Regions from separate parts of the Homo sapiens genome. Here region 1 is linked to region 2. A link is a loop called in an ENCODE intact Hi-C map of the cell type or tissue named here. Cell type or tissue: HepG2. All regions are shown on one strand. Links, peaks and the distances in the headings refer to the core of each region. The heading gives the core; the rest is flanking DNA.

What was found. Hi-C counts contacts between places; a loop is a spot of excess contacts. Peaks named below come from ENCODE experiments on the same cell type or tissue, not always from the same donor. Only the 100,000 strongest peaks of a DNase experiment are listed, where the experiment ranks them.
Region 1: a loop joins it to region 2, with 2.1 times the contacts of the local background. A loop is called at or near these places in 10 of 110 quality-filtered maps.

The regions. Positions count from the first base shown.
Region 1 is chr20:53,733,121-53,735,935 of GRCh38, reverse strand. No RefSeq gene overlaps it. Among named protein-coding and RNA genes, the nearest start is that of ZNF217, 140 kb to the right of the region's middle. RefSeq lists an enhancer at 1-354 and a silencer at 1,620-1,820. In HepG2, for the core only: a CTCF peak has its summit at 1,340; a DNase peak (open chromatin) is centred at 217.
Region 2 is chr20:53,785,687-53,788,501 of GRCh38, reverse strand. No RefSeq gene overlaps it. Among named protein-coding and RNA genes, the nearest start is that of BCAS1-AS1, 130 kb to the left of the region's middle. In HepG2, for the core only: a CTCF peak has its summit at 1,420 (motif pointing left); DNase peaks (open chromatin) are centred at 1,451 and 1,811; H3K4me3 peaks cover 1,023 bases.

The sequences.
Region 1 (2,815 bases), core at 17-2,516, 53 kb after region 2:
AGCTAAGTTTCTGGAGGAGATTATTAAATTTCAGGAGTCTTTGTTTGCCTTCTAGAGCCATGGAGGTATATAAATAGCAGAGTAATACACTTATGTCCTGTTTGACTATCTTGTAAAGGAACCTGCCCTGCCGTGGTTTGAAATACTGGAGAGGCTATTTAGAGCTGTGCATTGCTAAATACCTGGTTAGTCTCACATCAATTCCTAAGGCTAAAGGAAATACCATAGGCTGATGATTAAGAGCATAAACTGCAGCCAGACCGCCGGGGTTTAAGCACAGCTCTCCGACATACTAGCATGTGACCTTGGGTAACTTGTCTACCTCTCTGTGTCTCAGTTTCATCATCTGGAAAACGGAGAGATAATAATTCTTAGCCCACTGGCACACTGTCATTGTAAGGATTATTAAGTTATTACTTACAAAATGTTCAGAACAGTATTGGAGTATAAATAAGTACTTTTCCTTTTTTTTTTTTTTTTTTTTTTTTGAGGCGAAGTATTGCTCTTGTTGCCCAGGCTGGAGTGCAGTGGCACAATCTCAGTTCACTGCAACCTCCACCTCCCGGGTTCAAGTGATTCTCCTGCCTCTGCCTCCCGAGTAACTGGGATTACAGGTACCTGCCACCACGCCCGGCTAATTTTTGTATTTTTAGTAGAGATGACGTTTCACCACGTTAGCCAGGCTGGTCTCAAACTCCTGACCTCAAGTGATCCTCCCACCTTGGCCTTCTAAAGTGCTGGGATTACAGGCATGAGCCACTGCGCCTGGCCTACTTGTCCCTTTTCATTGAATAAATATGCATTGAAAGTGTTTTTCAAACTGCAGGTTGTGACCTGTCAGTAGGTGGTAAGATCAATTTAGTGGGTCATGGCTATTACTTTTAGTTGGAATGGAATTAGAATAGAATAGAATAGAATGACATATAGGTAGGATAAGTACTATTTTGTGAAACTTTTTGCTGTGTGTGTGTGTATTTGTGTGTCGTATGTGTATATAGTAGTTAACAATGTAAAAGTATTTCTTTTAATGGATGAAGCTAGAAAATTTTTAAAAACTTGCAATGAAATAATTTAAAATCTGGAAACAAGCTAAATACATAAATAGATTGGTTAAATTATCTTATATCCACACAATGAATTATCAGGCAATTATTAATAAGAAAGAGATCAACTTCCAAGTGCTTATGTGTACCGGTCTCCCAGAAATATTATTCTGTAAAAACAGAAGGCATTGCAGAGTGTATTTATTACAATTCAAAAGGAAATTTTCTTTGGGGTGTGTTTGCTTTAAGAACATTGAAACTCATTCTGCTGGCTGAGAGACCTTGTGCTAAGTGGAGTCTGATCTTCCCTGAGGATCACTTGCTCAGTGATTGGCGCCCCCATCCATCCAGTTGAGTGAGCCCAAAGCCTTGAAGTCATTGTTGACATGGCTCTGTATCTCACTCACCATAGGGATCCAAAATCCTTTCATTCAGCTTCATCTTTACCCTTAACACCTATTCCAAGCTTCTGTCATCTCTCTCCCGGACAACCACATCAACTGCTAACTCATCTCCCTGCAGCCTCCTAAGCAGTCCCCCTCGCCCAAGCCTCTTAACTGGTCTGCCTTGCACACACTCTTGTTTCCTTCCCTTCCATATCCCCACCTTAGCCAGACCAACATCCTCCGCTCTCCCTTCCTTGTTTAAATTCTTGCCATGCTTCCTTGCTGCTCTTGGGACAAAGACCAAAATCCTACTGTGGCCTTTGTGTTAATTTCCTACAGATGTCATAGCCAAGTACAACAAACTGGGTGACTTAAAACAACAGAAATTTATTTCCTAACAGTTCTGGGGGCTAGAAGTCCAGAATCAAGGTGTCGGGAGAGCCACCTTCTTCTGGAGGGGAGACTCTTTCCTTGCCTCGACCTACTTGGCAATCGATCCTTGACATTCTTCGCAGCTGGTTCACTCTAATGTATTCCTCTGTTGTTACATGGCCTTCTCCCTGTGGATCTGTGTCTTCTTTTTTTTTTTGAAGCGGAGTCTCAATCTGTCCCCCAGGCTGGAGTGCAGTGGCGTGATGTCGGCTCACTGCAAGCTCCGCCTCCCAGGTTCACGCCATTCTCCTGCCTCAGCCTCCCGAGCAGATGGGATTACAGGCGCCCGCCACCACGCCTGGCTAATTTTTTGTATTTTTAGTAGAAATGGGGTTTCATCGTGTTAGCCAGGATGGTCTCAATCTCCTGACCTCGTGATCTGCCGCCTCGGCCTCCCAAAGTGCTGGGATTATAGGCGTGAGCCACCGCTCCTGGTGATCTGTGTCTTCATATAAGAACACCAGTCCCATTGGATTAGGAACCCACTCTACGGTATGACCGCATCTTCACTAATTACATGTGCAATGACCCTGTTTCCAAATAAGGTCCTACTCAGAAATACTGGCAGATAGGGCTCTACTTCATCTTTTTGGAGGGACACATTCCAACTCATGACAGGCTTTGAGATGCTCTTCAGCTAGGCCCATGTCTCCCACTCTGGCTTTCTCTTCTGTCACCCTTTGCCCTATTTTTTGATTCTATGCGCACAGCCCTGTTTCAAATGGTCCAGGTTGCCTCTTGCCACAGGATTTTGCTCAAATGTTTTACATTTCCCCCTGCTTGGAATATTTTCCCCTTCCTCACTCCAACCTCTATTCTCATTTCACCTCTAGATCTTGGCTCCCTTGTCCGAAGGGGACGCCTTTCTTAAATGACTCTGCCCCCCAACAAAGTCAAATTCCTTTAATTCCACAAAATTTTATAACACCACTTCTTGTTTGCTAGTCTTGTCAT
Region 2 (2,815 bases), core at 27-2,526:
TACTACAGCCTCAAACTCTTGGGCTCAAGCAACCCTCCTGCCTCAGCCTCCCAAGTAGTTGGGACAACAGGCACACGCCACTACCCCTGGCTAAATATTTTTATTTTTTTAGAGGTGGGGGTCTCACTATGTTGTCCAGGCTGGTCTCTAACTCCTTGGCTCAAAGAAACCTCCCACTTCATCCTCCCAAGTAGCTGGGACTACAGGTACATGCCACCATGTCTGGTTAATTTTTTTAATTTTTATATAGCCCTTTTAAATGGTACTTAGTAAAGAATGTTTAACATCATGATGGAAAAGTAGTCCCAAATATAAAGAAAAAACATAGGATATTAAACATGTTTCGTTTTTTCTAAAGCATATATGTTTTTAAATGCAGAGAATGAAGACTGAATGAATTCATAGCAAAATGTCAATACAGATTATTGCTGAGTGGTAAGATAGCACTGATTTTATAGTCTTCATTTTGTTTTTAATGATTGTGTTTAATTGTCCTACTGTGGATGAATATTAATTTTGGAAGTCAGTAGTGTAAATAAACCCCAGTGTAAAACAAACTTGGGTTAAGTTTTCAGCTGCATTAATCTTTCCAGTGATCTTAAAAGAAGTTATTTAATGTTTGTAAATCTCAATTTCCTCATCAGTAAAATGGGCATAACATTCATGTCTATTTTTAAAACCTGTGAGTCATAAATGAGATAAATGACATAGTAAGGGATTTAGCATTGGGACTGGCAAACAGTATGAGTTCAATAAAAGTTATCTGTAATGGTCGGGCACAGTGGCTCACACCTATAATCCCAGCACTTTGGGAGGCCAAGGCTGGCGGATCACCAGAGGTCAGGAGTTCGAGACCAGTCTGATCAACATGAAGAAACCCCGCCTCTACTAAAAATACAAAATTAACCGGGTGTGGTGGCACATGCCTGTAATCCCAGCTACTCGAGAGGCTGAGGCAGGAGAATCACTTGAACCCGGGAGGCGGAGGTTGTGGTGAGCTGAGATCATGCCATTGCACTCCTGCCTGGGCAACAAGAGCGAAACTCCACCTCAAAAAAAAAAATTATCTGTAATGAGAAAATAATGATAAAAATGTTTTCTTTGTGTTAGCCATATATTTAAATAAACATTTCTACGGTTTCTAAGTGTGCTAATCAAACATTCAGCTTCCACTAGGAAATTCTGCTAGCGGGAAAAAAAAAAGAGAGAGAGAGAGAAGGAGAGAAATACATGACCCAGTGTATCTTTATTAGCCTTGTAATCTATGGATATTTCTTTGGAGCTGTGAAAGGCATTGTTAAGCCTTTATTAATCATAGGCCATTGAGTGTTTACCAGGGGCGATTCTTCCTCCCAGAGGACGTTTGGCAATGTCTGGAAACATTTTCCATTGTCACAGCAGGGGTGGAGGTGCTACTGGCATCTAGTGGGTAGAGGCCAGGGATACTGCTAAATATCCAAGGCACACGACAGCAACACAAAACAAAGAATTATCCACCCAAAATGTCAACAGTGCTGAGGTTGAGAAGCTGCTCGTAGCGGCATTATGTACAACCTGACTGCGGAGGAGTGTGTAACAAAGTGAGCTTATTGCCTTCCTGCTTTTTCATCCATTGTATGTTTGTGTATGAAACTGAAGTGGAAACATTTTGGAAACACCTCCTCAGCCCACCCCACATAGAATATTCTTTCTCTTTCTCAACCCAATAGATCTCAGGTCCTATTGTGCACCAAATCTCTTTATCAGGGTTAAAAGACGAAGAAACACACAAGCAACTCATTGAAAGCCAGGGTAAGTTAGAGGTAGTAGGGTGAAGGTTAAGAGCTTGACTTTTGGAGTCTGACCAATGTAAGTTCAAAAGTCACTTTCCTCACCTGCTACCCATGTGATTCTGGGTAGAATTTTTTTTTTTTTACTTCTCCACAAGTTAGTTTCCTTAAATAAAAAACGGAACTAACCACACCTAGGATCACAAGGTTATGAGAATTAGATGTGAAAAGATAACGTAAAGCCTTTAACCCAGAGGCAGATTATGGGAGGAATTCAACAAACTGAAATAAAAGTAGGAGAAGGAAAAGAGAAAAGAAGGACTCTTAACAGTTCCTTTACTACAGAGCTGGGTTTGGTAAGCACTTCAGAATGCCTATTAAAGCCTAATGCGTTTGACCTGAAAGCCAGCAGCAACTCAACTTAACAGACAATGTACTTGATCAAACAAATCACAAGGAAGATGACAAATACAAGTTGCTGGACAAACCTGTTTTCTAAAAGAACAGATGCTGAAGCAATGATCCTAGGTGCCAAGAAAGGAATTCACAGGACCATGCTTTGCCAACAAATAAGTTATCGGATCAGAAGTAATTGTCACTGGTTCATCGGTGTCAAAAGTCAACTCCAAATTGCAAAGCTGGAAAACATCTTTGCAACATGTATGACAGACGCCTAATAGCCTATATAAAGAGAACTTACAGATGGAAAATCCTCAAAATAAAGGCAATACCCGTAAAAAGAAATATAAAAGGCTGATCAATAGATGCCATGATGTTCAGCTTATTGGCGAAGCTGCCCCATTTCACAGCTTCGGGGGGGGTGTCTATTTGGAAACAGACACTCCAAATAGAGAACTGTGAAACTGGCAGCCTGCCTGACCATATTCAGTGCCCCTGCTTAGTAAACAACAACAATAAGTAAAACAATGAGAATATTGTAATACAGTTGTCCCTCCATATCCCTGGGGGATTGGTTCCAGGACCTCCCACGGATACCAAAATCCACAGATGCTCAAGTTCCTGACAGAAAAAGGTGTATTTGGCAG